2 separate regions of the Homo sapiens genome follow, and region 1 is linked to region 2. Evidence: chromatin loops called from intact Hi-C (ENCODE). Cell type or tissue: dorsolateral prefrontal cortex. All regions are shown on one strand. Links, peaks and the distances in the headings refer to the core of each region. The heading gives the core; the rest is flanking DNA. Region 1 holds the start of LINC02034 (long intergenic non-protein coding RNA 2034). Region 2 has its middle 65 kb from the start of LINC02016.

Region 1 (15,240 bases), core at 2,393-10,392, 88 kb before region 2:
TATTCTCACGGGGCTTAAAAAGTTACAGTGATGTATATTGAGAATTCTTTCTCTCCTTCCTGTTCCTGACCACCCCATGCCCCAGACAGGTGACCACTTGTACTGATTTCTTATGGATCCTTTTAATGTTTCTTTACACAAACATATACAAATAGACATTCTTATTTCTCCACCCCATTCCTACACAAAAGCCTTATACTGTGTGCGTGGTTCTGCATGTTTGTTTTTCTGCTAACATCTACTAGCATGGCCCAGGGAATGCAGCCTCTCTTGGCTCGTCCCTAAGTGTTAGAGTGTGCAGATTCTTCATTCATTCATTCATTCATTCATTCATTCATTCATGTATTTATTGGACATCCATTATGTGCCAGGACTGTTCTGGGCCCTGGGATCTAGCGGTAGTGGTGAGTCTCACAGCAATGTGGAAGGACCTGTTTCCCAACAGCATGTGGAATTTTCCTATCAGCCCACGGAGCCTCCTCACTGTCTTCAACAACTGTGCGGTATTCCACTGTGTGCCCAAAGCAGAGTTTGTCTAACCAGCTCCTAGATGGGTTGTTTCCAATATTTTCATGATTACAAACGGCAGCAGTGCCTCCCGTGGTGGAACTGTGAGGACGCATCATTTCGTGGTGCCCAGGATGTTTGCAAGACCCATGCTCAGAGGTAGGGTTGCAGGGTCACATGGTAAATATGACAGCCCTTTCTATGGACAGCTTCCCCTCCAGAGGGTGTTCCCTTGACTCTCATGGCAATGTGGAAGGACCTGTTACACACACACACACACACACACACACACACACACGCTGTCGGCAGCACTAGAATTCTTTGCTGTTCTGATAGGTGAGAAATGGTAACTTGATGTCATTAATTTCCATTTCTGTTATCATGTGTGGAGTTGGACATTTGTCATACATTTAGGGGCCTTTTGAGTTTTCTGTAAACTGTCTATTCAAGTTTTCTGCCAATTTTCGGGGGGGTTGTCTTTTCTAGATTTCTAGAAGCTTTTAATGTATTAGGTTAGACCAGGGATTGGCAAACTGTTGCCTGTGGGATAAATTGGGCCCACTGCCTTTTAAATTTTTTTGTAAATAAAATTCTACTGGAACAGAGCTGCACTCACTGTCTGTGGTTGCCTTCTGCCACCACAGCAGAGCTGAACAGTTGCCACAGATACCCTCATGGTCTGCAAAGCTGAAAGTACTCACTACACAGCCCTTTACACAAACAGCCTGCTGACCCTGTGCTAGACTTTTGTAATGAGTTTCAAACATTTTCCCCAGTTTCTCATTTGTCTTTTGACTTTTCCTTTTTCTTTAAGTGCATTTTTAGCTTAAAGATAGTTTCTGGTCGGGCACGCTGTCTCACTCCTGTAATCCTAGCACTTTGGGAGGCCGAGGTGGGTGGATCACGAGGTCAGGAGCTCGAGACCATCTTGGTCAACATGGTGAAATCCCGTCTCTACTAAAATACAAAAAATTAGCCAGGTGTGGTTAGCTGGGCATGGTGGCATATGCCTGTAGTTCCAGCTACTTGGGAGGCTGAGGCAGGGGAATTGCTTGAACCTGGGAGGTGGAGGTTGCAGTGAGCTGAGATCGTGCCACTGCACTCCAGCCTGGGTACAGAGCAAGACTCCATCTCAAAAAAAAAAAAAAAGTTTCTTGGACATCTTTTGATAGGGCTAAAGCTTGACTTCTGGAGGGTCTTGCTTCTCAAAAACCACCCTTTTTATATGCCAGCCTCTGAGGTTCACTGTCGCTTGTGTGTCTGGTTTTTTTTTTTTTTTTTTTTTTTTTTTTAAACAGGGTCTTGCTCTGCTGCCCCGGCTGGAGCGCAGTGGTGTGATCACGGCTCACTGCAGCCTCGACCTCCTGTGCTCAAGCGATCCTCCCGATCCTCCCGCCTCAGCCTCCTCAGTAGCTGGAACTACAGGTGTGCGCCACCAAGTCAGGCTAATTTTTAAAAATTTTTTGTAGAGATGGGGTTTCCCTGTGTTACCCAGGCTGGTCTCGAACTTCTGGGCTCAAGTGATCCGCCCTTCTTGGCTTCCCAAAGTGGTGGAAATACAGGCATGAGCCACCGTGACCGGCCTGTTGCTTGAACTTCATTCCAGTGCTAAAAGGAAATGCATGAAAAGACAGACTTAAACCAAAACTATGTAGACATTGATGGAGAATTTGGCACTTGGATACTTGGATTCTTACTGCTGAGATTTCAATGGTTTGAGACGTGAAGATTGAAGCTGGGGATATGATGATGCCCGTGTTACAGATGAGGACACTGAGGCTCAGACAGTCGTGCAGCCTGCTGGCCTGCGGGGACGGGGACAGCGCTGCGGGACGGCGCCTGGCGCTGGGTCGGCCACTCCCAGCTGGTGACCTTGGCCACTCCCAGCTGGTGATCTTGGCTGTGAAGCGAGATCCAGAGAGGGGAGGGGCCCCAAGGACCCAGCCGAGTGCGGGCAGGGCGGAGCTGAGCGTGGGTCCCAAGGGAGTCCCCGACGTTCTGCGGCCCCCCCAACGCCCGGCCTCTGGAGGCCGTAGGGGCTCCCTGGCCTCTCGCCCCCAGTGCAGCCCGGGCACAGTGCAGTCGCTCCGCGCCATGCTTGACGTGGGCACCAGGGGGCGGTGCGGCACCAGGCATGGCGGCGCGCGGGGCCGGGCTCCGGAAGGGGAGGGGGGCGGAGGGGAGGGGAGGGGAGGGTAGGGAAAGGGACGGGAGGACAGCAAGGGGAGGGGAGAGGAAGGAGAAAGAGGGGAGGAGAGGGGAGGTGAGGGGAGAGTAAAAGAAAGGGGAAGGCAGCGAGAGGAGGGGAGAGGAGGGGTTGGAGTAGGAGGGGAGGGGAAGGAAGAGGAGGGGAGGGAAAGGAGGAGGAGGGGAAGAGGAGGGGGCGCCTCCGGACTGCCGCAGGCCCCTCTCAGTTGCGCCTTTCGGAGGGGCTGGGCAGCGCCTGCCCTGCTGCCCAGCCCCGGGCTGTGCGTCTGCTCTGAGCTGCGCCAACACCGCCTGGCTTACTCCCCTACCCCTCCCCCGGACCCAGTCCTTGCCCCAGCTCCGTCCCTCCTCCCTTGACCCCTCCTGAGTACCCCAGCTTATGTCCCCTCTCCAGCACCCAGTCCGTGTCTCACCTCCAGACCCCAGCTCGCACCCCCAGCCTCAGACCGCACCCATTGACCACAGCCTGTGCCCCTCCCTCCCCAGTCGCACCACCTTCCCAACCCCAATCCTTCCCTCCTGAGTTCCCCTCCGAGCTTCATTTTCTTGCCTGGAGCTGTTTGGAGCCAGACTCTCAGGGTTTGAGCTGAGCCTGCCGCTGGCCTTGGTGTGGAATGGAAAGCCCACCACCGAGCTGGCTTCAAACCCTCCAGGGCTCCTGTCACCTTAAAATAGAATCCCCATGAATGCCCTGCCGCCCAGCTGACACCGCGGCTCCCCTCTCCCCTCCTCTCCTCTTGCAGCGGGCACAACAGCCTTCCTGCTATCCACAAGGCCTCAGGGTTGTGCCTGCCTCCTGCCCCAGCACGTGTGGCTCCCTTGCCTGGAAAGCCCTTCCCTGGCAATGCCCCTCAACCTCTCCTGATGGCCCAAAATTCTCTCTCCCCCCGATGGACCAAGTAGTCCCAATTCCTCCCTGGATGTTTCTGTTCCACTCCCCTATTTATTCCTTCCTTTTTCCCCCTAGAACTTCAGGGCAGCACCCTCCCAGTCTCTGTCTCCACGGGACCTCCCTCCAGCACTGACAGGGCTGCCTGGCACATGGCAGGGACTCAGTGACATGGGAGTGGAGGGTGACCTCAGTCTGGGACTATACCACTCGGCCAAGTGGACTCTGGATGAGGAGGCCTAGAGCCTGGCCTTCTCTGGGACGCTGGCCTGTTGGTCGTGACCTTGGCCTAAGCCCTTGGGGAGGGGACACGGGTCAGCTCACAACTCCCTGCTCTTGCTCACATTTGCTGAGCACTTGCTCTGTGCTAAGGGCTTTTCTTGAATCATCTCCTGGAATCTCATAATAATCCCAATAATGCGTCTCCTTTTTTGGATGAAGAAGCCAAGCTTCAGAGAGATTAAGCTACCTGCCCAAGGTTACATAGCTAAAAGTGGAGGCTGAGTTTGAACCCAGAGAGACAAGCTGCTCCTCTCCTGAGACAATGGGTACGTGAGCCGAGAAGCCCCCATGAACTTCACAGTGATTCTGTCAGTGAACAGTTGGGGAAACTGAGGCCTGCTGCCCAAGTGTCACAGCTAAATGGAGGCAGAGCTGGGGCTCCGAGCCCCAAGGTGAAGGGAAGAATGTGCTTCTTCACAGCATGTCTCCAGAAGCCCCAGGAGTGACTAGCTGGCCGGCCCCGAACCCCACTGGCCTCAGTTTCCCCTTGGAGGATAGCCCCATCCATGGTCTCTGGCTCTTAGGGTCTCTGAATTCATTCACATCTTGAAAGTTGCAGTTGGGAGTCTCAGGTCTGGTGGCAGGAAACTGAGGAGACAGTCGTGGAATCGGGGTGGGGAGTGGTGCGGGAGGATTGTTTGTTCCCTCAGAGACTCTCTAGTGTATGTGTCCCTTGTCAGCTAAGCAAGACGGGCTCACCACAGCAGGTGGGCTCAAGCCCACCTCAAGCAGAGGTGGCCCAGGTGGCAAACTCAGGTGCTGGGGGAGCAGGGCAGGACACCAGAGGGGCATGGGATTCGGAGAGTGGGGGCTGTGACCTCTGGTTTGAAGGGGCATCTGCAGACAACCCCGTGCAGAGCCAGGGCTCACACTGCCATAGCCAGTGCCACAGACTGTTGAAGAGATGCCGAAAGCCAAAACATCTTCGACGTGAAGGCTCCCAATGTTGTAGAGTTGGCAACGGATTCAAATTTTCAAAGCTATACAGGTAAAACAAACTAGTTCTAAGGGCTGAATTCAGCTGGAATGGCTGTTTCTGCTCAAATCCAGCTCTGCTTCTTGTTCGGAACCTCAGTTTCCTGATCCATTAAATAAGCCTAACAGTTCCTCCTGGTGGAGGATCATGTGGGCCAATAAGTAATAATAAAGCGGCTGTGCACAGACGAGTGGTATCATTAGTCCCCACCACAGCAGAGGGAGCGGCTCCAGCAGGCTTGAAGCAGCCTCCTCCGAGCGCACATGGTGTAAAATATAGATTATTCCTGCCACAGACACAGGCCCTGCCTGAGAGGCACCCGCTGAAATCCTGACCTCCCCCTTCTCCGGTGCTGGTCCTTAAACAGCCCCCATTCCTACTGGTCTCTTGGCCTTTGCACTTGCAGTCCCCTCCTCTGGGAGCACCTCCCCAGACTGTGGTGTGGCTGGCTCCATTTTTCCATTCAGGCCTCAGCTTAAATGTTACCTCCTCGGAGAAGCACTTGCTCGGTCGCTCCACCCTGCTTAACTCTGCCTCCTGCATGATGCTTTGGATCTCTGCCTTCCTCATGATGCTTCGGATCCCTGCCTGCCTAGGACCGTGGGTCTCCCCGCCCAAGTGTGTGCGCCATCTGTGCAGCCCTTCCTCTTCCTGCTCACCCAGACCCCAGCTCAGGGCCCTGATTCACATGATGGGTTCTCAAGGAATGAATGAATGGATGGATGGATGGGCTGGCTGGGATTGGGGCTGTTCTCCTTTCCAGGGGATCCAATTAGAGGAAAGTCCCTGAGTGCAGCAGCTGCCCAGCCCTCCCCAGCAGGCAGACAAAGTCCATCTGGAGGCTTTGTTTAAAAATGCTGAAATCAGGCCGCTCAGCTGTACTACCACGGTAGACACAGCCCTCCTGAGGGGTGCAGGCCTGTCTTGCCCAGTTTTGCTGGGCTCTGCAAAAAGAAGTGTGGATTTAGGACTGGTAGATCTTCTGGCTGAGAGACCCTGGGGCCCTGCTCTTCCATGGAGGCTGTGAGGGTTGGAAATTGCCCAAGGTCACAGTGAGGTTGGGACCAGGGCTGAGGGAACAGTGGGGCAGGGACAGGCTCAGCACACAGTGGCAGTGTGAGGGTCTGGGTGGGAGGGGGCACAGGGCCTTCTGTCCTCTTTGTGGTGAGGTGACAGATGGCTGATTGAGCCCTCCTCCTGCCTTAGCTGGGGCCACAGCCCTCCCAGGGCTGTCTCTCCAGGCCACCTTGCACATGGCCACCAGAGGGCGATGTCTTAAACAAAATTGCTCCCGCTTACAATCCTGCAGTGGCTGCCCGGCCTCAGGACAGTTGAGCCTCCAGCCAGGTGCGTGAGGCCGCTCGGTGCCCCAGACCTTGCCCCGCTGCACAAGGGCCAGCATGCCGCTGCCTCCGACCTTCGCCCTGTGCCTCATCTTTGCCCAGCATCCCTCCAGGACTGGGTTCACAGGTGGCCATGGTCCACAACCCTTCCCTGGCCTGCCCCCACCCCAGGCAGGTCAGAAGCTCTGGAGCCCTGCTGTCCCTGTGCTCTGGGCAGGGGTTCAGGCTGGAGGAGGAGGGACAGAAGGATGGGAGACTCTTGGAAGAGCGGCTTCCTCCTTGGTTGTGTGGCTGAGGCTGCGTATTTGATGTTTAAGAGGAGTGTTACCACAAAGCTACTCTCATCAATGCTGCCACACTCCCTGCCCACCTAGTCAAAAAGACAAAGTGAATGTAGGATGAATGAACAAATGAGTGAATGAGCACATTCTGCCCCGTCTCTTCTCTTTCCCTCACGCCTCACATCCGGCCTGTGAGGAAACCCTGCCACCTCCACCTCCAAAATACACCCAGAATCTGACCTCCCGCTCCGGCTCTGTTCCCACCGTGGTGTGGGCCACCCGCCCCACCACTCCTGAGCTGTTGCCGCAGCCTCCTTGCTGGCCTTGCTGCTTCTGCTCCTGCCCCATAGCAGCCAGAGGGACCCCCCTCCTAAACCCAAAGTCAGGTCCCGTCCCTCCCTCCTCTGTTCCACGCACTCCATGACCTGCTCAGAGGAAACAGTCCAACAATGGCCTAGAGGCCTGCACGGAGTGCCGGGGACCTCTCTGCCTCATGGTCCCCTCTCCTGGTGCACAGTCCGCTTCCACCACACCCAGCTCCTTACCAGCCCCGGAACATGCCAGTGACAGCCCTGGCCCTGGGTCTCTGCACATGCTGTTCCAGATGCTCTTCTCCCATCTTGCCCGCCCCTTCACTTCCTTTGGGTCTCTTGCCCAAGTCTCCAGGAGGCTTTCCCTGACTGCCCTGTGATAAAAGAAAAACTTTAGTTGAATTAAATTTAAAGAAGTTTAATTGAGCAATGAACGATTCAGGAATCGGGCAGCCCGCAGAATCACAGAAGAGTCACAGAGACTCCAGCGCAGATACATGGCGGAAGAAGATTTATAGACGAAAATAGGAAAATGACGTAAAGAAATCGGCATTCAGGTACAGAAACAGCTGGATTGGTTATAGGTTGGCGTTTGCCTTATTTGAACACAGTTTTTCCAATTTTGTCTACCTATTAAGTTAGGTTACAGTTCATCCACAAGGACTAACATATAGAAGTATGAAGTCCTTCTCAGGCCATTTTTAGTTTGCTTTAACACCTGTCATGCTCTACCTGTGGCTTTTCTCCTGGCTCTGTATTGTCGCCAGGCATGCTGTATTTCCTTCTGTCCGTGGCCAGCCTCCTCTGTTAGGTGGGAGCTCCGCCCTTTTCCCTGTTTCCAGGACAGTGCTCCACACGTGACAGATGCTCAGTGTTTGCTGGCTGGATGTGTCCGTGCCAGGTGGGGCAGAGGGGCCTGTGGGGCTGCCTCCTCCTGCCTGCATGTGTGGGGCAGGAGTGCTGGAGTCAGGCTGGGCCCCACTCCTGTGTCTCCTCTGGGTGTGTTTGGTGGTGGCCAAGCCCTGTGTTTGTTTAGGCAGCAGGCTTGCTCTGAGTTGGAAGGAGAGGTTGCGTGGTGCAGAGTGCCCGCGTTACTGGCCACCCTTGGTGACAGCCAGTGCCGCCGCCGTCCCTGAGTGTATGGAGTGGGCCTGTCACAATATTTGTTTAACAGGCGGCGGCACATTAAGCCAGGCAGCAAACACAGCACTGCCAAGGGGAAGCCTCCTGTGCCGCTGGGATCCTTTGCCATGCTAGTGACATGCTGCCCTTCTCCTGTGTCTGGCCTGACCGCCCGGGGCCCAGCCTGGCCAGGTTGCATGTGTCCCTCATGGTTCTGCCTCCTGGTTTCCTTCCAGCCCAGGGCCACCCATGCTCATCCCTGCCTTCCATCTTCTTGGGCCCTTTTGAACTTTTGGGCCCTGGCCCCCAAAGCCTGAAGTCAGCCCAGCTCTCCCAGAATCCCAGCTCCTGAATGCTGCAACAAGGACACCCTACCACGCAGAGCCCTCAGTCTCGGGGCCACCTGGTAGCCCCAGGCTTTCCGCCTCTCAGAGCAGGATGAGGGTGGGTAGGACCTGCTCTGGTCAGGGCTGTGGAAGGGCCAGGTGCTGGGACACAGGAATCCAGCTGTCTATTTGAACTTCTCTTGCTTGTCTGTCTGGCCCATCTATGTCTGAACATCTGTCTGACCACCTGGCTCCTCCCGTCTGTCTGCCTGTCCCCTCTGTCTATGTGCCTGCCTGTCTGTCTGCTTGGGTGTCCCCATGTACCAGACCCTGGGCTGGACCTGTACACAGACTTGCCCATGGAATACATCCAGCATCCCCATTTCACAGATGTGGTACATGAGGCCCAGCGTATCACAAGGTGCTGGGATCCACTGCTTACCCAATGCAGTCTTGGGGCCCCAACCTGCAGACCCCATCACACTGATGGCCGCTCTCTTCCCTTTCTCTGCACCTCACTGTGCTCCTGCCACCCCTCGCCCCATTGCCTTGCCCCCACCTGGAACCTTGTCCCTTCTCTGGGCTGCCCCCCTTAGTCGTGCCCCCAACCTGCAGAAGCTGCCTCACCCAGCCACTCCAGCCTGGTGTGACTCCCCCACCTCACACTCCCACAGCTCAGTGAGTCTGAAACACACAATTTAGCGCTTAATTATACACTCTGCTCACTAATTATTTTGTGCCTTATCTCCTCAACTCGCATGAGCTCCTCCAGGCAGAGCCAGCTCTTGCTCTGGCTCTGGGCTTGGCACAAACCTCCTTGTAGGCTACCTGGGCAGGGGGTGGCCACGCCCTTAGCCTGCAGCAGGGCTGAGAGCACCTAGTGGCCACAGGTATGGAAGGAAGGCAGCCTTTCCACTGGTGTTACTCGTATTTCTCTAGTTGTGGGGGCTCAGGGATAAGGCAGGATTCAACAATGCCCCATTCCCTTGCCCTCCTGGAGCACATGACTTCCCCCTTCAACAAATGAGTTCATCCTTACCAGTGCTAGGATGGAAACATCTGGAGGCTGGAACAGGGCCTGCCCACATCTGTACTTCCATCTTGACTGTGCTCATTTTCTCAAAGGCCACAGCCAAGCCAGCAGCTGGGCCTTTAGATGCTGCCTGCAAAATACCCCTGTTTTTTGTTTTTTGAGGTGGGGTCTCACTCTGTCGCCCAGGCTGGAATGCAGTGGTGTGAGCACGACTCTGCAGCCTCCAACTCCTGGGCCTAAGTGATCCTCCCACCTCAGCCTCCCAAGTAGCTGGGACCACAGGTGCACACCACTATTCTGGCTAATTTTTTTTTAATGTTTTGTAGAGACAGGGTCTCCCCATGTTGCCCAGACTGGTCTCAAACTCCTGGGCTCAAGCAATCCTCCTGCCTTGGCCTCCCAAAGTGCTGGGATCACAGGCATGAGCCACTGCATCTGGTCAATATGCCTATTTTGAATTATGCATGCCACCAGCTGCCCTACAGTGGCGTCACCTCTCACCCGGACCACAGCAGCAGCCTCCACATGGCCTCCTTGCCTTCCCCAGGCCACCAGACATCAAGTCTCTACCCAGGGAACAGAGGAAGCATCACCCCCACCCAAACCCTGTCCACACAGAACAAGCGTGCATCTATGCCACCTTATGAGGCCCCACATGCAGGGAGGGCCCCACTGTACTCCGACCCTCTCACACTGACAGCGGCTCTGGCCTCCCTGCTGTCCTGGAACATACCAAGCTCCCAGCTACCCTGGAGTTCTTTCCTGGAGAGAGAGAGAGATTGAGAGAGAGATTGAGAGAGAAGAGAGAGAGATTTATCTTACGGAATTGGCTCACACGACTGTGGAGGCTGAGAAACCCAGTCCGTCAGGTGGGCCCGGGGAAGAGTTGCCGTCATAGCTCAAGTCCGAAGGCCGTCTGCTGAAAGAATTCTCTCTTTGGCAGAGGTCAGTCTTGGTTCTATTGAGGCCTTTGACTGATCGGATGAGGCCACCTACATGATGGAGGGTAATCTGCTTTATTCAAGGTCCATTGGCTTAAATATTTTTTCTATCTAAAAAAATACATTTGTGGAAATGTCTAGACCAGAGTTTGACCAGAAACTGGGCAGTGTGGCCAGGCCAAGTTGATGTACAAGATGAGGCATCACAGAAGCCTTCCTAATTGGACAGCATCTGTGGGGGTGCTCGGACCCCCCCCCCGCTCCACCGCCCCATCCGCCGGGAGTCAGCACACCCAGCTGCAGAGAGCTGCCTCAACTGAGGTCGCTCCCCTCCCTATGAGCAACCGGTGCAGCTCCCCGGGGCCCTCTGAAGGGCCATCGATCTTCAGAATCTCTGCCTGCGTTGCTGGGGCTTCTGTTGTAGCTCATCACAGCTCCCCGCCAGCCCTGCCTTCTCTTGCCCTTTCTGTCCACAGTATCAACGCAAGAGCCCTCCCTAAGTAACGTCCTGCATGTTCACCTCCAACTCAGGGTCTCTTCCCAACCCTAGCCTGCGACGGGGCCACCTTCATAGCTGGCTTTCTTCTTCATTGTGTTCTGTATCTGACATTTCTTCTCTCACCTGGCTGGCTGTGCATCGTGGGTCTTCTGCCCTGGGACATGGGCTCCGTGGGGCAGTGCTGTGTCAGAGTACCCCTGCCATGCCCCTGGCACCTCTGTCACCTGCTACATGAAGGGACAGATAAACCGGCAGGTGTCTACTCTCAGGCTCTGGTCGAGATGCAGGCTGAACTTCTGGGATGCCTAGGGAAGCAGGACCCTTGGGCAGGACCCCGGTCACAGGACTTGGATCTGCAGCAGGCCTGCATCTACACACATGATAAAATGACATAGAATTCAACATGTGCATTGTATCAATGTCAATGTCCTGGCTTCAGTATTGAATAGCTACATAAGATGTTACCACTGGGGGAGACTGGATGAAGACATCAAAGGACTTCTTTATATTATCGTTGCAACTTCCTATACATCTGTGGTTATTTCAAAATTTAAAAATTAAGCAAATAAGGTTAGGATGCAAAATTATATTCTTTATTTTGATTGCATCCCTATGTATTCATAAGAATAATGATCAAGAGAGTCCAAAGAATTGTATTTAGAATTTTTTTAAGTTAATGGTGAAGGTATTGTTTTTGTTATTTATAATTTTATTCACCTTTCTAATAAATAATTATTGGGGGAAAAACTAGTTCCATGTGATATAAATATATATGAGAGTCTGTGAACACTCACTCATTCATTCTATAAATATTTATTGAGTGCAATAACAACAGAAAGCCTTGAACATCTTCAGCAATTTTCAGCAGTTTCCCGACCTGGGAGGCAACAGTAACATCCTACTTCCCTGAAAGCTGGCAGTAAACTCCAAGTCCCAACTTTTGATGTTCCAGCCCTTCCAATGGTTGTATAAACCCCTGACTCCCTGCCCTAAACCTTTTTCCATTGGGGGCCTCGTAAGGTGGCACCTAGCCCCACTAACACGGCATGTGTGTGTGTGTGTGCACCTGCACCTGCACCTGCACCTGCACAGGAGTCAGCTAGAAAGCACAAAGGCGAATGTGTCACTCCTGTGGCATGGGACCATGAATGGCCTCTGTTTGCCCTCTAGTTCTCTGGCTGGGAACTCAGAGATGTCCCTCCCTGTCCAATCTCATCTCCTGCCACTCCCCATACTTCCTCCCCAGCAGCTCCGCTCCAGGACATTGATAACTGTGAATAGAAGACAGTCGTTGGGAGATTTCACCGCAATCTGAATGACCACTCACTTTTTATCTCCACACAAGACTGTGAGCCCCTTGAGGATGGAGGCTCAGTTGCATTTTTCTTGGTACCACTAGAAATCAGCATTGAAGTTGGCAAAAAGTAGGGATCAGGGATTTTTTTTTTCTTAAATTCATGAGTGAACGCTGTCTCCCTGGTCAAACTGTTTTCAGAGGATTGAGATAAGGAGGCATTTGTCTGCAGGTTCCCATCTCCAGAGCAGAGGCTCTGCATGATGTCTTCAAAGCCAGATTGGATCCCTACCCCGGTCTGGAGTGTGAGCTAGAGCCTCGGCCCTCACCAGCATATGCTATAGCAAGGGCTCTGGGCAGGGAGGCATCAAACCCCAGGTGCTCAGGGGGACTCTGCTCCCCTCCATTTTTTCTAGAAATGTACCAGGACCCCTTCCCTGTGCTGGGTGCTAAGGATACAGCAGCAAACAAAATAGGCTGTCCCTCTGTCTTCACGGGCACAATATTCAGCCAGGCTCTTTGCCTCAGTGTCCCCAAGTGTTAATTGGAGACAGTAGCTCTTATATTGTGTGGTTGCTGCAAGGGTAAAATGAGTTAGAAGACATCAAGGGCTTAGAACGGTGCCTGGCACATAGTAAGTGCTAAATGAATCTGGCTATTATTAGATCATGGAGCTTATTATTAGATCACGGGTGAGTCAGAGGATAGACAATCAGGGAGTAACTAGGACCATCTTAGAGTGAGCTAAGTGCCTCAGGCGAGATAATGCAGAGGTGGGGGACAGAGTGGGTGGGGAGGGGAGCCGCCATACAGTGGCCAGGACCAGCTTTGCCCAAGTGGTGGCAACCGCATGACCACAGGAACGATGGCGTGAGCCCCGTGGCAACCTGGAGGAAGGGTGTGCTGGGCAGGGGAGGGCGGTGCAAAGACCCCAAGAAAGAGAGTCTGGCCCATTGGCCAGCACGGCTGGAGTGTGGGGACAGGGCAGGGGTGTGCGGGGGAGACTGGAGTCCCAGGAGAGGCCAGGTTGCAGGGCATTGAGGGCCAGAGGAGGCACCTGGGCCTGTTCCATTCCCAACCCTCAGGATGGCCCACCCATTACCCACAGCTGCACGTGAACGTCCTTTGGCGCTGGCCTCCAGGGTGGGGAAACCAGGTTCCTGCAGAGAGGGGCAGATCTGAGTGTCCCCCGCCCTCGCCTGGGTGCACTCAGGGTCAGGCCTGGTGCCCGCAGAGTCCATCCCATGCCTCATTACCCCCGGCTGGCTGAGGCCCACCCTGGGCTCCTGGTGGGTGGGGGCACTTCTGTGAGCTCCACCACTGTGTCTGTGAGCCCAACCCCGACCAGCCCCCTCCAGCTTCTGGGGCCTGCAAGGAGGAGGAAGGCCAGGGTAGAGGGAATGGAGAGAGACTGTTCCATGCAGAGGGGTGAGCCACCTTCTGCGGTGGAGGCCAGGAGCAAGGATATGCTCTGAGCCTGGTCTGGGGCCCCTCCCCCACTTCCCACCTCCCAGCTCTTCCCTCCTAGAGACACCTTCTTTGTCTGCAGAGGCCACTGCTTTGATTCTGTTGTTGCTAGGTGATGGGAACTGGGGGGAGCAAAGAGTGGGGAACTGGGCAGGGTCTGGCGGGGCTGTGGTGGGGGAAGCTGAAGCATGAAGGCTCGAGGAGCACACAGACACCTACACACAGCTCCGCGGGCATGTGGGGACCCAGACCCACCCCCACAGCAGACACCCCCACAGAGCACTCATGGCCCCCACAGAAATACACCCACACTCATCACAGCAAACCAAAACAATCACACGCCGGTACACAAACACACACACCCCCGCACCAATCCAGGCAGACACAAAGCTCACGGCGACAGGCAGATCTGATTCACACAGACACAGGCACAGGTGCTTCCTGATGCCACCCTCTCTTGGTCACGTGCCAGCACTTGGAGGGAGGAAAGTGCCTCACCAGGCTGAGATGCCCAAGGGACCCCCCAGGGAGGGAAAGCAGGACACACTGGGACAGTTGCTTCCAGCCCTGTCCACACCCTTGTGCCCATCAGGTATGCCGCTCACCCCCACCCCACCTGGACCTTGGTGTCACCTAGGATTGCAGAGGCCGCCTTCAGCCCAGAGCCTGGGGCCTTGCCCACTGCCTCACCTCCCAGGATAGGGCATGCTGTTCCTTTCTCCTTCCCTTTCTTTGCTCTTGTGTGCCTGCCTTTAGCAAACGCCCACTGGGTGTGTGGGTACACTGCGGCCTTTAAAGAGAAGAGAAACACATGAGGCTTACAGCAGGAGGCCCTGCCTAGGTTCCAAGGGACATGGAGCAGGGTGGCTGTGTAGAGCTGGGGAGCATCCCAAGCCTGTGCCAAGGTTCCAAGGACAAAAAGGGCAAGGAGGCCCAGTGCGGGGTGGTGGGGGAGCAGCTAGCCAGGGCCAACAGTGAGCCTCGCGCCTGGGCAGGTGTAGCCTTTAAACGCGGTGGGGGAACCATGGACAGCATCTAAGCAGGGACGTGCCGTGAGTCCTGGGGGTGCAGGGGTGTCTAGAGGGGAAGCTGGGAAGCAGGGGTCACAGCTTTCCGACTGGTGGCTGAGTGTGGGGAAGACAGGAGGGGCAGGTGTGAGATGTACAGCAGACACAGCTGTGTGCTGGGGCATGGTGGGCTGTGGTGAGAGAGAGGAGCAGGTCTTCTCCCCGCGTGTTCAGAGCAGATCCAAACTCTTCTCCCATTCCTTCCTCCACCGTGCATCCTCAGCACCCCTCAGCACTGGCCTGTGTGGGCAGCGTGAGCACAGAGAGCAGGAGCTTGCCCTCAGAGGCTTCAGGGGGTCGCTTGTACCCAGTGGTATGGTCAGCATCATGTTTGACCAAAGGGAGGAAGGTGGCTGTGACCAGAGCGAGGGGGGGTCCTGATGCAGCTGGGGAGTCAGGCTCGAGTGCATGCTGTGCATGTTCTCTGCCTCTCTTCCTGGGGGGCAGGCGAGTCTCCAGAGCCTGGAGGACAAGTTAGCCTTGCGAAGGATAGCAGAGGACCCAGCCCAGGGGTCCCCAAAATGGAGCACCAACCCTCCATGCAGGCCAAGCCACTGGTGAATATGCTGCAAAAAATATGCTGGAACTTCTATGAATACCACAGGGTGTGAGAAGAAAACATTAGAACTTCTATTTTGTACCTGTGTTACTCCACAACAAGAAAGCAATCAGCTTGATCAATGCCTACTGTAAA
Region 2 (15,240 bases), core at 4,078-12,077:
AAATGGAAACATGAGTAGTGGCTGCCTCATGGTTGATGTGAGGGATTCTGAGAGTTAGCGTCGGCTCTAAACACTTGTTTAGGACAGTGCTGCAGTAAAGTATTATTCCTACCACTGCAGAATGGATGGAAATGGGTCCATTCACACTGCAGAGTACTATACAGCATGTAAAAATAATGGGCCCTATCTGCGTGTGTCAATGGAGAAAGAAGTTAGCAATTTGGGCGAAAAAGCATGTTGCAAGTTAATGTATGTGATATAACATTTATGACAAAGCACAAAATAATAACATATTCTATGAAAATAGATATATATAAGCACATGCATGCACAGACATACATGCACATACACATGTATATATACATGTAAGTTAATAGGAAAAGAACTGGAAGAATACCATGTGCTGATATTTGTGGTGTTTTTGGGGAAGGTGAGGACGGCATTGGTGGTGGGTGGGGGCTGGGGAAGGTATTTGAAATTGGGGTGGTGAACAGGGGGACTTTACCTTATCTGTAATGTTCTGGTTGTTCAAAAGGAGAGTGTATAATTACTTGTTTAATAACAATTTAATTAAAAAATAGTAGTGACTATTGGAGAAGGAGCATGAGCCATGAGTCACCTGCTGTGGGTTGGTACCTGTGACCCATGGTATGGTCCTGCCTGCGGGGGAAGGATGGCAGGGCAGGGAACACACCCTAAGCTCCATGAAGAAATATCTAGTTTGAAAAGGCATTTCTGTGTGAGAGAATAATTTCATATTTGGAAAATGAAAGGGAATTAGCTACTTTTCTTGTAATATAAACAACAGGAAGTAAAGCTAAACAAAATCCTCTAGACAGTTGGGGCTTGGATTTCAAAAGAGAGAAATACCGACCGTCGCCAGGCCGTTTTTTGTTCGGCATGTGGCATGTGTTGCTTTAACCCTCAGCCGCCTCTGTGGGGTGGCATCACCTCCTTTCTGCACCACAGCCACTGAGGCTATGAGAGGGGAAGTGAGCTGAAGACAGAAGCAGGTAGTGCAGGAACTCACTTCTGGACCATGTCCACCACCGCCCCCCAAGGCCTGTGCTGGGCATCTGCACTACATCGCTGTCTCCGAAGAGGGAAGGCCAGTGGCCTGCACATTCAGCAGCAGGAGTCCATGCCTATCTCTGCTACCAGCTTCCTTTTACTATTCTCATTCTCAACAACCAGCAGAATTCCACTTTACTGAACACTTACTGTGTGCATCTCATACACATTGCAATAACCCCCTGGGCAGGTTGTAGTAGATTGATTACAGAAATAGATCCAGTTCCTCATTCCTCCCTATGACCTCACACCTTTGCCACATGATGAAGAGCCTCCCACAAAGGGGCGGGAATCCGTTGCTCCACCTTGTCTCTGCGCTGTTCCGTGACCTGCTTTGGGCAGTAGAATGTGGCCAAGTGACACTGTGCTTGTTTCCAGACTGGGCCTCAAGAGGCCTTGTCCACTTCGATGCTTGCTCTTGGGACTTCCCAGATGCCATGGGAGCCAGCCTGGGCTAGCCTGCAGGAGGATGAGAGACACGTGGCCCCAACACCACCTGCCATGTGAATGAGACGCAGCTCAGGCTGAGCTGCCAGCGGACCCAAGAAGCATGAGGAGTACATTGCTAGCTGGTTTGCAAATCCTCTGTGTTTTGCGGTAGTTTGTTAGGCGGCACTATTGGTGATAATAGATAACAGGCAGTAAGGCTTAGCCCCCTTTGACTGAGGAGAGAGCTGCATTGCAGAGAGGTTAAGTGGCCCTGAGGTGGGCGGCCAGCCTGGACTGCCACACTTTGAGCTACAGTCTTGCCTGGGGATGAGTTTTCTCCCTCTGATCAGTTCCACCTCTAGCACAGAAAATAAGGCTCTGCATCTTGCCCTGCCTCTTCCTCCTGCTGTATTCAAGGCCCCAAGGATAATTCACCTGTGAAGACACTCTGGGGAAGCCCCATCATCCCTGAGGCCCCCACTCTGAATTTCCATTCTGGGGAATGGCCCCTGCTTGATTTGATTCTGTAGGCCAGGCTGGCCCCAGGGAATCAGGTTGGCAAGAATATAGGACTTTACTGAGTAATTATAAGATTAGGCATCCCCCTTGAAATTAAATGCTACCTCTTTACCTTCCAGAGAAGAATCCCACCCCCCACCTGCTACCATGTAATTATCTGGTGAATTACTCTACGGAGGTCTCACAGTAATTATGCTAGAAGTCAAAAGCCAGCAATTCTTCCAGTCATTACAACCAAAGAATTAGCTTTCATTGTGTGAGCCTGCCGTGCCGCAGCAGCGGAGGCCAGCCCCAGAGCACTCAGTCCTCCTGCACAGGGCCGTGCCTCGCACCTTCCCTCCCACCTGCCCGAGAACAGGCTTCGTGCACAAGAGGGGAGCCCCAGGTGGAATGACTGTTTCCTCCCGGCTCCCATAACCTGCTACGGTGCTGACCTCTTAGTGTGGCAGGTGTCTACTTCCTCATTTGCTTCTATCTTGACTGTGGGTCGTGAGGGCAGGGGCTATGTTTGAGCCATCACTGCACCCATAGTCCCCAGCACAGGGCCTAGCACAGAGCAGGTGCCAGCAAATGTTTGTTGAATAAAGTTAGTGAGCATGAATGAACTTGCAAGTGTCTGGTAAAATTATTGACAAATATTCATTTCAAGCATGTTCAGATTGACATACTCACATGTCACCAAGAGACAGCAGGGTGCTAGGAGTGTGGGGCTGGGGGTTAGTGCCTGGGTCCAGCCACTCACAGGGTATGTGCCTGCTTCCTGCCTTGGTTTCCCCATCTGACCTATGGGGTGGTTGTCAGGATTACATGAACTAAACTCAGGGCTTGCTCCAGCACCTGGTACAGGTGCTAGAAAGAGTTTGCTTCTAAGATGATGGGGTGGGGTCACAGGCTGGGTTCTGACACGCTCCACTAGAGGCAGAGAAAGTGGTCTTGAATAGTCATCAGTCAGGGATGAGGATGGCCCAAGGGTGGCACCCAGAGAAAGGTGGTAAATGGGGCAAGAGGAGGATTTGGGGCTAAACATACCAGTGGAGTGCATGCCTGGGGCTGGCCTGTCACTTCCTCCAAGGGGTGCCTGGCTCATTCAGAGGGACCAGGTGGGACAGAATCTCCCCGGCCTCCACGTTCCCAGCAGAGTCTATGGCTGAGACCTCAAATGTCTGGAACCCAGCCTACTGAGAATGCAGGCAAGGCCCAATTCACAATGGTGGCAACCCACTCAAGTGCCAAGCTGGACAGTATTGGTGAAGGTCAAAGGCCAGGAGCTGGAGGAAAAGGAGAGAAACAAAGGGGAGGTGGGAATTTGGGTGGAGAACACACAGATGTAATCTGTTCCCATGTGCCAGAGCTGGCCACCCAAGTCAGAGCCCCATCTCTGTCACTGGGTGGCCATGGGCAAGTTGCTTTGCCTCTCTGAGCTCTTGGTTGAATAGCTGTGTCCAACCGTGATGGCTATAGAGAGAATTCAGGCTGTGAACGTGTGTAACATGCACACAGAAAAAATGCCCAACCAATGCTGTGCCAAAACCAAAAAGAACCAGGCATCTCCCTCCATTGCCTTGAGATTTGACTCATCAGCCTTTCTCACACTCCCTCTCCTCCTTGAAGCATCTTCTGCAGGTTCCCACTGAGACCAGCTGGGGCACCCCACATCACATATCACCAGGCATGGAGGAGGGGGCTGCCGTCAGTTCCACAGGGTCAGGGCTGCAGAGCCTGGCTGTGGAGTGAACTCCAGAAACCTGGTTTCTCTTTGCCCTTTTAGCCACAGCCCACTCCCTAAATGGGTGTGAGCAACATCTGGTGATGGCTGTTCAGACTTGTGGCAGCCTGTTGCACAGACGTGTAACTCTAGCCACAGGATTTGGTCCCCAAGGTGCATTTCTGAACAAAGAGGGACAAAGGCCTTTTAGTCCATCTAAGATCAGGTTCTCCCCCAAGGCAAGGTCTTCCCACACTGCTGTCGGTGACATTCAGGGACCTCAGCATTTTTTCTGGCTTTGTTTCTTACTGGGCTGTCCTCGAAACCCTGCCATCATGCACACACCTCCTGCCTGCATACGTTGTTCTTTCTGCCTGCTGCACTCCTGTGCTTCCTCAGAGGCCTGCACCTTTTTCTGTGGGGGCGCTGATGGCTCTGACTTCTCTGCCCCTCTGCAGGCTCTCCCCATTTGGCCAGATGCAGTGGGTAGGGACCCATCTCTGGGGGTCCAGTCTGGCACCAGGCAGGGTCCTGCCTGTGTTCTGGGCAGAACTGAATGGAGGAGGAGAGTACCTCTTTGTGTCCCTGCCTGCTCCAGCCCTGGCCCCCTCTTGCCCTCCCCCATCTCTTCACCTGTCAATCTTGTTTCCCTTCTCTCCTCCCGAGCAGGGACCCATTCTGGGCTCCCTGTGGTCTGCGAATGGCAATCTGAGGTTCCCCGCTGAGCCTCGCTCCCTTTCAATCCACTCTGCCTTCCATCGCTTCATCATTGTAGTCAGGCCGAGACATGGACTGAATGAGGCAGCCGCTCAATTCGAGCCTGGTACAAAGAGAGTATTTTGATGTTTTCATTTCTTTCTAGTTCAATAATTCGAGAAAACACATAGATTTGGTGCTGGTTCCAACAGGCTCTCTACTACTTTTTAAAACTTTATGTTGGTTAAAAAGTATATAGGAGATGGGGTGTGACTGACTGTGGGGCCCTGGGGGTGCTGCTCCGCCCAGGCAGCGGATTAGCCAGTCCTGAGGCTCCTGCTCCCCCCTGCCCTGTTGCCGCTCAGTCAAGCCGGCTAACATTCAAAGTCTGGGGAGTCTTGTCCAGGCCAGAATCAGAGTCTCAGAGAACAAAGAAACAAACCTGGAGACCCCTGCTCTAGCGGTGGCTGGCAGCCAAGGAGCTCTCCGTGGTCCTGAAAGAGGCCCGACCGACTTCCCTCTCCTCGCCCATCCTCTGTACTCGGAGAGATGGTTCCTAGCCTATCTGATGTACTGATATCCACCTTTTATTCAGTAGATGTAGGTTGAGCTCCTAACACAGGGCGTCATTGTCCCAGGGACTTGGGACCCTTCTTCCAAAGAGTGAAATAAAGCCTGTGCCTTCAAGGAGCACAGCCTAGTGTGGACGTCCAACCACCACAGTATGGCAGAAACTTTGTGATCAAGGAATGACTGCACTGTGGAGGCAACATCAGAACATCCAGCCCAGATACGGGGGGTCAGAGAAGGCTTCCCGGAGGAGGTGATATCTCAATTGATATCTAGTGGGGATTAGGATTTAGCCAAGTGAAGAGAGAAACTAAAGAGTTCCAGACAGAGGGAACAGTATGTCTAAAGGCACAAGTGAGGGTTTAGCACAGTGGTCAAGAGTGCAGGCTCTGGGGCCATTTTCCCTATTAACTAACCAGCTGTGCAACCTTAGGCAAATGACTTACCTTTCTGTGTTTTCGTTTTCCCATCTACAAAAATACTATACAATGCAGAATATTATACACGTTTATAGGGTTGTTGTGAGGATTAAATGCTTTCAATAAATGTCAAGTGCTCAGAACAGAGACTGGAATATAGCCAATATCAATGCAAGCTTGTTCTGACAGGTGCAGAGGCTCAGAGTTCAGAGCACAGTGGCTGGACCCTGGGCTATTTGGCAGTGCAGGGAGTTGGCAGGGTGGGGTTTGGGGGAGCAGTGAGGACTGAGCCTGCAGAGGTGAGTGGGGCTGGGGGAAGGAACTTGGAGTCTGTGTTGAAGTGGATCTCACTCTCAGGGCAACTGGAACCCTCAGATGGTTGGCTATGTGGAGACTGGGCTGGGTCTGTGTGTGTGTGTGTGTGTGCACGTGCATGTGTGTGTTGGGGGGTGTCTAGTGGCTGGCTGCCACCTGAGAGGAGCAGATGCTGGGATGGGGAGAAGGGGATAGTCGAGACCACTCCCCCATGTCTAGCTTTGGTAGGGGTGGGTGTTGGGGACACGGTTAGCTGCAGTCATCCATCTTTTAAGGGCGGTCTTTATTTCTCAGATCCTTTTTTTATTGGTTCCCCTTCCCCCACAATAGGTTTCCGTGAAGAAAACCCCTGTTAACAACCTAGCATGTATCCTGTATTTTCTTTTGTGTTAATAAAATCCTATAGAGGCCTATATACATATACATATATACACACAAACTCACAGATTTTTTTGCCCATTGTTTTATAAAAATGGGATCGTATGTTACATTCTTATCTCCAAATTGCTTTTCTCACCCAATAATACCTTATAGAAATCCCTTTAAGTCTATTGGTAGGCAGGTAATTAAATTTTTTATAAGTTGCATAATATTCCGCTGTGTGGCCGTCCCGCCGCCTGCCCTTCCCCACTCCCCCGTCATGTCCACCTCCCAGCTTACGCCTCGGCAGCTCGGCTTCCAGAGCCCGGAAACGGCGCGCTGCTTCGCACCTCCTCTCCGCGATGCAGCCCGTTCCCTCCGCTGCCTGACTCACACGGCTGCCTCCTACTCACTGGGGATCCATCTGCAGCTCCTTCTCCAGGGCAGCGGCCGGCAGGGCTGGCGGGAGCAGGGGGCGCAGAGAGGTCAGGGGCAGTTGAAGTGGGGCCTCGTGAGCCAGGCCGTGACGGGGCTGGGTCTTGATCCTGGATTGGGGGCCTCCCGGAAGGCTCGAAGCAGGGAGTGCTGTGTGTTAAGAAGCCCTGTAGCTGGCTGGAGACCTGGAACCTGTGCTGGTCGTCCTGTAAGGCAGGGGACCTGGGTCCCTCCGCTCCTCCCCAGGCTCCCCATCCACCCCCTCCCTCTTGGTCCCCGCTGTCTCCATTGGCTTCTCCTCCCCCGTGGTGAGCCAGGCTGTCCTGAGTGTCCAGGGGCAGACGGCCCCCGCCCACCCGCTTCCTGCGGCTCCCCCCAGGCCCTCCGGCTTCAGTCTCCACAGCTGAATCCTGCAGGAAGCCATACAGTGGGAATCTCCGGGCAGCTTCTGGTTCGCCCTCGGGTCTGAGTCACTCTCTGTGCTCTGTCTCCCCACCTCCCCACTTCCTCTCTGGCAGGCACCGATGCCTTCTGCACATTGTTCCCCGGGGAAGGGAACCACCCCTGCCTCACCTGGCGGCTTCCACTCCCGGTGGGGCCGTGGTGCCAGGGGCGGACAGTGCCATGGACAGGGTGGCTGCTTTGGTTCCCAGACTCCCTGAAGCCGCTTGTAGGGCCCTTCTAGAAAGGCCTGTCGTCGGCCCGCCCCTCCCCTGAGGTCAGAGGGCATGGGTCATCAGCAGCCCCGGGGGCTTGTCCACCAGATGCAGCAGGGTGGGGCGGAACAGGCCCTGTGTCTGTTCTAATTGCCCTGTTTCACTTCCGAGGCTACCTGGCTTTTACACCACAGGACGCTGAGTTTCTAATTACTATAGGGAAAGAGAAAAGGAGTTTTCTTTTTCAATAAGTGTATTTAAGTGGAGGAAGATCTGAAGGAAATGCCCACATGACTCTAGTGGGGCCGGGCGCCCAAAACCTGAAGGAGAGTCCGTGAAGAGGCTGGGAGGGTGCCCGCCGGCTGCTGGTGGGCCAAACCCACTTTTCTTCCCGCACTGTTTTGAAAAGCTATTGAATTGTGGGATTCCCAAGCAAACGTGAATTTTCTGGCTTCTTTTGAAAGGTCTGGACACTGGGCAAGGCTGAGAGGGGGAGCAGCGTGCCTCCCCGGCCTCCCTGCTGGGTTCACGGGGGAGAGGTTTGCAGCCCGCGGGCATCCGAGTCCTGCCCAGGCGACTGGGAGGGCCAGGCCAGAAGGGCGTCTCCTGGGGTGGGAGGCCCATGCCGGGCCGCCCCCGGGACTCACGCTGCTCCCAGGCCCTAGAGAGGGCGCCCAGCCCGAGCGCCTGGGACAGGCAGTCGCGCAGTGAGCACCTGTAGAGGCTGGGGTTTGGGCCGTGGCGCTGGCGCCGGCTCGCGGAGCTTCCCTCCCGCCCTCGCGGTCCCCTCTCGGGCTCGGTCCCTTCTCGGGCTCGGTCCCCTCTGCACAGCTAGGGGCCGCTCGGCTGCGGCGCGGCGCTCTGGGGGCGGCAGGGGGCGCTGGCGGCCCGCGGGAACCCTCTGCAGCTCAGGACAAAGGCTGCGGGTGCGGCGCCGAGCCTGCGCTATGCTGGGACCCGGCGATGCAGCCCCGACTGCAGCCCGCTCCAGCCCATCCCGACCGCCAGCGCCGTCGGTAGTCCTCTCCCCCAGCGCACACCTCCGCCTCTCCTCCGCATCCCTCCCCGGCCATCTGTTTTGCACTTCCCCTCTCCATCCCTGGGCCTCTCTGTCTTCTGTCTGCCTCTCTAACTCCAATAAGGGCTGACCCTGTCTCTGAGTGCCCCTTGGGTCCCTGGCATCTCTCTGTTTTTCCTGTTCCAACTGTTTTCTCCGGAGGTCAGTTTGCTCTTCCAGAGAGGAGGCCCTGAGACCACATTAGCAGTGATGGGACCAGCGGAGAAAAAGCACCCCGCCTCCTCCACCTTCGCCTGCCCTTTGGCCTCTGTTGCAGGCTGGGCGCCTCTGACTGCCCACAGATAGTCTTCATGTTAATGCCAGGTCTTACTGGGTTCTCCCTCTGGTCCCACCATGCCCCCTGGGTTGCCTGGGGAAAGGGGGGAGGTTGGGATCCTGGCCTGGGCTCCCTGTGGTTGCGGGCAAAGCTGGTGCTGAATGGGAATGGAAGGCATTCTGAGGCTCCGGGCTGGGCCACGGGACCTGGCCTGCCTCTGCTGTGGCCTGCCGTCCCTGCTTGCCTAAGATCTTCCCTTCCATGTTCCCAGTTCCCTACACAAATAATGAAAATGTAGGGCTCTATGACATTTTCCAACTCTGATCATCTAGACTCTAGTGACATGGATCTAAAATCCCACACTCCTGGTTATCTGACCTTCAAAGCAGGTGCTTTATCCAGTTCTTAAGACAGTACTACGGGGAAAGTGTCAGCACGCCTATTTTATAGATGAGGAAGACTGAGGCCCAGAGAGCCGAAGGAGCTGCTGCAGGGACACCAAGCCCTGTCTGACTCTCAGCCTGGACCTGCTCCCCTGAGCCAGGCTGCTGTGCAAATGGTCAGAGGGCTCCAGGCTTTAGCTGTCAGAGGTTTCTCCACCACTGGAACCTTAGAAGCACAGAGGAGCCACCCTCATATGCCATGTACTGCATGATTCCATAACTGAGAAGTCTTCCTTGTGGTTTGGATGATGTGTCGTGCCAGTTAGGAACACTGAAAAGCAGATGCCAAGATGACGGAGCAAGAAGTGCAAGGGATTTATGGCAGGAATCACCTGCAAGAAATCCAGAGGAGAAGGAGCAGGAGTGGGTGGGGATTGCCTGAGACCATACTGTGGGTTTGAGCCTTCTAAGAAGAGAGAATAAGGCAGGCAGATTGGGTAAGAAGAGTGTTAGCCTGCAGCACAGCTCTGAGAAAATCTCTCCGGCCCAGTGGGACTCCCTGATAGACTGTCCACAGAGGAGCCCCAAGCTGAGCAGGAATGCCCAGGCCCTGGTACTGCTGCCACACTGGGCTTTTGGCTAGCAGAGTGTGGCCTCAGCCTGGCTACTTGGCAGGTTTTGCAGGCACAGCAGCTGCAGGCTGTGGGCTGATTGGGTCCTCAGGGCAGCTCTCTTTGGAAGGCTGAGAAGTTGGGTGGTATGGCTCTGTGGCTGGGGGCACCCACTATTCCAGAAAGCACACAGTGCTTGGAGCCAGCCAGACTTGCCACTTTCCAGCTGGGTGATCTTGAGCAAGTCTCTGAGCCTTGATGGCCTTACCTATAAAGATGATCAGACAGTTGTCTAGAGGATCCTGTGGGTAAAGTGTCTGGCAGAAGCTTGGCAGTAGACACTTTTAAAAGGTGGCTGCTTTGAGATAATTTTTCTTTATCTGAGGAGTTGGTATATCCCCTGCCCTTCTACTCAGAGGGCTGATTAGACCCTAGGTATGACCCCATACTTTTGATTCCTCACTGGGACCATGGGACTAATACTAGTATCTTCTTCACTGGTTCATCTTCCTACCTGTTAGAGGCAATAACATTTTCCTATTGTGTTGTTGGACTGAAAATTGCATTCTTGCTATTTGCCCATTCATTCATTCACCGACTCTGGCCCAGCACATCACCCTGTTTTATCTTCTCCATCTTAAGCCATCTTGTTTATTGAAGTGTTAATTGTCCTTAAGCTCTGGGAAGACTTGGCTCTTGTCAAAACTGTTCACAGCTGTGTCTTCAGAGCCTAGCTGCAACACCTCTTTGTCGAATGAGTAAATATATTTACCAAGAGCCTACCTCTTCTCATGTAGGGGTAGCATGTGGCGCCTCACGTCTAGGTGCTCCTAGTTCAGTGGAAAGCTGGACATGGACTGGATTTTAAACACTATATTATCAGAGCTGGGGCAAAGAAGGCACGTGGGGTTTTGGCTGGGTTTGGAGAGGGCTAGGGGTGAGCACAGACTTTCATCTTTCAGAGCTATGCAGAGGGTTTCTCTAGGAGTTGCAGAGTAACAGATAGGCATGAATGAAGTGGCCAGCTGTGAGCCTCCAGGGACTGGTGGGTACCAGGATGCTCTGGGAGCTCAGGTCTTGTCCAAGAGGCCTTTAAATTACATTTTTATAGCAGCACATGCAAGCCCACAAACAAGACTGTGGCCAAACAAGGCTCTTGGGCCCCTGTTTTGCTCTTCCTGGCCTAACCCTCTGCTTCCTTTTTGGGGAAGAGGTGGGAGCAGTGTGTAGAGTGTGTGTGCCCTGGGCTGGTACACAGCACATATTCACTCATTAGACGCCCCTTCAACCAACTCTGAGTAATCCATAGTATTGATCATGTGGGCCAGATGCAGAATCAGTAATGCAGAGAGGTTCCACAGCTCCTCAAGGTGCTCAGTAAGGAAGAGGTCTAGCGGAGATCTGATCTGAGAACTGGCCGAGTTCAGAAGTGGTGCTTCGATCATTGCAGGGTAGTGCCCAAACATTTCCCTGTGGCGCTCCACCAAGTTGCCTTTCCCCACCGAGAGGCTGTGAGGGCACATCCAGCCAGGGCTGGAGCCTTCTGCAAGCTGCCTTGCCTGCTTCAGGCCCTCTTCCCAGCTCCGTCCTGGGACAAGTTTTGATTGTCGGCAAAGGCCTTTGGTGCCTGTGCCTCACAGCTGAGCCTCCACAGATGGTTGCTCAGGGAGGACTGTGCCTATATGTTCTGATTACCAAGGGACAGATCCCCAGCCTCAGAAGAGGGTCTCCCCAGGCCCCTTGTCCCAGGCAAGGCCCCCTGGCAGGCAACACTTGCAAACACAGCAGCCCTGCAGGGCGGGCAGCGGCCCAGATGGCCTGACATGCTGATATGTGCAAGGAATGCAGGGCTTTTGTCTTTTGTTCCCTGGTCAACCAGCTGCTGCCTGAAGGCCACATGGAGCCTGCGGGCATCAGCTGAGCCTTGGTTCCATTGCCTATGCCTGGGCTACCTTCAGCAAGTCATTTAACCTCTCTGGGTCCTGGTTTCTTCATCTGAGAAATGACAGAGGGGTTTGGATGAGCTTAGGGCTTTGACATCCAGATGCTATCCTTGGACTCATGTCAGTTTCATCAGTACTCGTGTGTGTGTGTGTGTGTGTGTGTGTGTGTGTATTCTTTTTGCACCAAATCAGAGTGAAATTAGCAACATTTGGCAATTAATGCATTTTTTTTCCCCAAGACTCAACTCTTAAACAAAGTTCTGAGTGTTTGACTTTCATTTTAAATAGGTGGCCGTCAGGGGGAATTACATGGCTCCTAAAGAAACACACAGACATTATAATTAAAGAGATGCCAATCTTGACAGGTAGTAGGAGAGGAGAGAGGATGTGACAATGAGAATGGAGAAGGGGAGAGGGGAGCTCAGAGCCGAGCTGGACGGGATAAGCCAGGGAAGTGTCTCCACTAGGGTGGCAAGCTTGGTTTCAGCATCAGCACCCAGACTGCCACTCTGCTCATAGTGACCACAGCAAGACCCAGAAGGGGCGCCATATGGTTTGCAAGGCACTTTCACAATCTCTGTTTCTTAGGATCCCATAACATTCTAGAAATGCAAGTTAATTAATCCCATTTCGCGGGTGAAAAAAGTAAGACCAATGGTCAGTTCCCTTATTTTGGCCACAAACCAATAATGCTACAAACTGATTCTCCCCTCTAATCCCAAGTTGAGCCCTGTCCCGGGCTGAGCCCCACCCCTGCCCCACCCTTAACTCAGACTGAGCCCCCCCGCCTCCCACCACTGAGCCCTGCCCACCACCCCAGGCTGAGAGGTGCACCCAACCCAGGCTAGACCAGTTAAGCAGCAGCCAAATCCATTCCACTGGATCTAAGATAGATGGTCTCTAAAAGTGTAGATGACCCAGAGAAGCCTCCTTTTTTTTTTTTTTTTTTTTTTTTTTTTTTTTTTGGCTAGGGTCAGGGCTCAAAGCTCAGGGTCCCTGGACAGTGAGGGAGGAGTGGGTGAGGAATGGCTGGGAGAACCCTGGCCTGCCAGGAGTCAACCCAGAAAGAGAGGTTGTGAACTCTGGCGTGGAAGAGCTGATGGGGCCACCCTTGAGTAGATTCCATATGTCCAGGCCAGGTGAAGTGGACTCCTTCCCAGTTGGTGGTCTTTCCTACACACACACACACACTCACACACACACACACACACACACACTCACACACACACACACACACACACACATGCTGTCCCTACCACCTTTGGTGGCCCTGGTGGCTCCTGTGGCCTGCCTGAGGCAGGTGCCTGAGGGACTGTGCTGTCTGACTAGCCTGGGCTAGACTACCAGACTCCCCATGTGACCTTGGTTAGGTTCTTGCACCCTACACCTCATCCGTACCTCCTGGGCCTCTGGGCCGGTGTGCTGAGATCATGGGGATGAAGGGCCTCTGGCCCAGCAGGTGCTCAGCAAGGGTGAGTTTCTTTCCCTCTTCCCTTTGAATCTTGCCTCTTCCCTCAAGGCTGACTGGCCCATCCTCCCCCAACTCCCACAGTGGGCTCCCCCTCTGACAGGCACCTCATTAGCAGAATCTCTGTAAATAACGCCAACGAGTTAGAGTTACAACAAGGTAGCTCATTAAAGGCACTTCGCTTGTCTCACTTCCCAATTAGTGTTTCTGTGGGTGCAGCTGCCAGGACTGCGGTGACAGGGCACCCTCGGCATGTCATGGTGCCTGGGCAGGCCTGGGTCACCCCAGGGGAGCCAGTGTCAGCAGTCCCAGGAAGAGGGAATGGGCAGCCTGGCTCACTCCAGCTCAGCAGCCCTGCATGGTCATCCTGTGACAACTGGTAGCACACAGCATTTGCACCCACCGCGTGGAGCACCCAGCTGCTGGGGCACCCCAGAGATGGACCCAGACTTGGACTTGGTTTTGGTTGGCGAGTCCATTCCTCCATCCCAACCCTTGTATGGTCCACTTCCACTCCAGCTGACTCCATCAAAACAGACCTGTCCCATGTCCCATCTGCTCCATCTTCCTCTTATCCTCTTTCATGGGTGACCTCGAGTTTTCCACTGCAGCTCCTTGGGACCACATTCTTTCCCTTGAGTACTGAAGTCGTCGATGACAACTTCAGTATGACAACAATGGTGGGAATTTCAGGCTAAAAAGGAAGAAGACAGCATGCCAGAGAGGCCTTGGGATGCGTGGGTGATGATGTCCCCAGGACAAGCTTGCCAGGTTGCAATTTTTATCCATGTTTCTATACATAATGAAACAGGCTCATAGAGGGTCAGCCATTTGCCCCAGATCACGCAGCTGGTAGGTGCCAGTGCTGAGGCCAGGGCCGAGATCACTCTAGAGCCTGTGTTAGGAGCTGGCTACTTACCTGTGCCAGCAGGTTAATGGGAGTGGAAAGTGATTCTCTAGTCCTTCCCTCCCTCCCTGCTCCCTCAGCCTACCCCTGTTCCATCTTTTTTCCAACTAGGTTTCGATCCCCTGGCCACACTTCCTTCTGTTTTCACTTTGGGTCTGCACTTTCTCTTTTACTTTGGGAAGGAAACAGCTCCCAATTTCTCTCCCTCTTGCTGAATCGATAGCTTAGCTGGGCAAGGCAGAACATGAAATTTACATTCAATGGTTTCCATGGCAACCACCGTGCTGGACCAGTTTCTCCTGCTCTTGGGGGCACAGTCTTTTGAGAAGAGCCAGGTATCAAAAACTCAGCTCCCTGAGAATGTGGCAAGGGTTTTAAACAGAACTAGAGAGGGCTTGAGTCCCCTTGACCATCAATTTTTCTGGCTGTGTGTTACATGAGGGAAGGGAGAAGAGCCCTCCATTTCCCCAATATATCAAGGAGCAAATTGCTGGTAGCATCATCCCTCAGCCTCATCACAGCTAACACTTTGTGAGCTCTGACTACGTGCCAGGCTTTGTGCTGAATGCTAAAGCATTCTTTTCTTTCATCTTTGCTTCAAACTTAAGAGGTAGGTACTATTGTTATCCTGTTCCGCAGATGAGGAAATTGAGCCAAGGGAATATTATACACCTTACTTTAATGTCTCAAAGAGTCACAGCCTCCAGGATGGACCCTAGATTGGCTTGACTCCGGAAACTGTGGTCTTAATTATGCTGTAATGGAATCACACTGGGGACTCAGAGGTGAACAAACTCCCTTCCTGCTTTGCTGAGGTCTACAGAAAGGGCTGTAGCATCAAGGCTGAGAGCACAGGTCTGCAGCCAGGCAGCCTGGGTGCCTTTCCATATCTTGGGTGTGCCTCAGTTTTTTCCCTCTGAACTAGAGATTAGGCATAGTATCCATCTCTCAGGCGTGTTGTATGGATTAGGTGAGATAAAGCCCACAAAGCACTGGGGTGGTGCCTGGCACATGGTCAGTACTCCATAACAGTAACCACCATGTTTGCCACTGGGGTAGGAGGCGGACCAGTGGGAGTCAGCCATTCACATGGTGTCAGTGTGTCCTGGAGAGCCAGGGAGAAGCACTGGACTGTGACAGCTCAAAGGAGACAGCAGGCAAGGTCTGGGGGTCAGAGAGGCTTCCTGGAGAAGGTACAGGGAAGGCAAGGAGAGGAAGAGGAACATTTGAGGCAGAGAGATTGGCAGAGAGTAAGGAGGGAGCGTGGTACATTTGGGCAAAGACTAGCGTGGGATGGGGCTGAGACTCCGGGTGTGTGGAAGGGGCATTGTCATTCCTGCCTCCTCAGTACCTATTTCTCTTCTTAATTTTCTTTTAGGAACCCACTCTCTCTCATCCACAGTCTATGTGATTGGGGAA

What was found. Hi-C counts contacts between places; a loop is a spot of excess contacts. Peaks named below come from ENCODE experiments on the same cell type or tissue, not always from the same donor. Only the 100,000 strongest peaks of a DNase experiment are listed, where the experiment ranks them.
Region 1: a loop joins it to region 2, with 4 times the contacts of the local background. A loop is called at or near these places in 17 of 110 quality-filtered maps.

What each region holds. Positions count from the first base shown.
Region 1 is chr3:127,535,315-127,550,554 of GRCh38, reverse strand. It overlaps LINC02034 (long intergenic non-protein coding RNA 2034), which reads right to left and starts at 13,206. Exons shown (of 7, transcript XR_007096067.1): 1 at 13,119-13,206; 2 at 12,472-12,588; 3 at 12,046-12,203; 4 at 10,842-11,088; 5 at 10,114-10,270; 6 at 7,032-7,171. LINC01471 (long intergenic non-protein coding RNA 1471) reads left to right here and starts at 12,775. Exons shown (of 7, transcript NR_125397.1): 1 at 12,775-12,882; 2 at 15,092-15,240. RefSeq lists a silencer at 2,312-2,631. In dorsolateral prefrontal cortex, for the core only: CTCF peaks have their summits at 2,582 (motif pointing right) and 6,124 (motif pointing right); DNase peaks (open chromatin) are centred at 2,614 and 6,134; H3K4me3 peaks cover 1,003 bases; H3K27ac peaks cover 2,198 bases.
Region 2 is chr3:127,448,536-127,463,775 of GRCh38, reverse strand. No RefSeq gene overlaps it. Among named protein-coding and RNA genes, the nearest start is that of LINC02016, 65 kb to the right of the region's middle. RefSeq lists a silencer at 7,752-8,181 and an enhancer at 10,708-11,228. In dorsolateral prefrontal cortex, for the core only: CTCF peaks have their summits at 7,806 and 8,011 (motif pointing right); DNase peaks (open chromatin) are centred at 6,425, 7,001, 8,045 and 11,355; H3K4me3 peaks cover 2,318 bases; H3K27ac peaks cover 3,148 bases; H3K27me3 peaks cover 2,345 bases.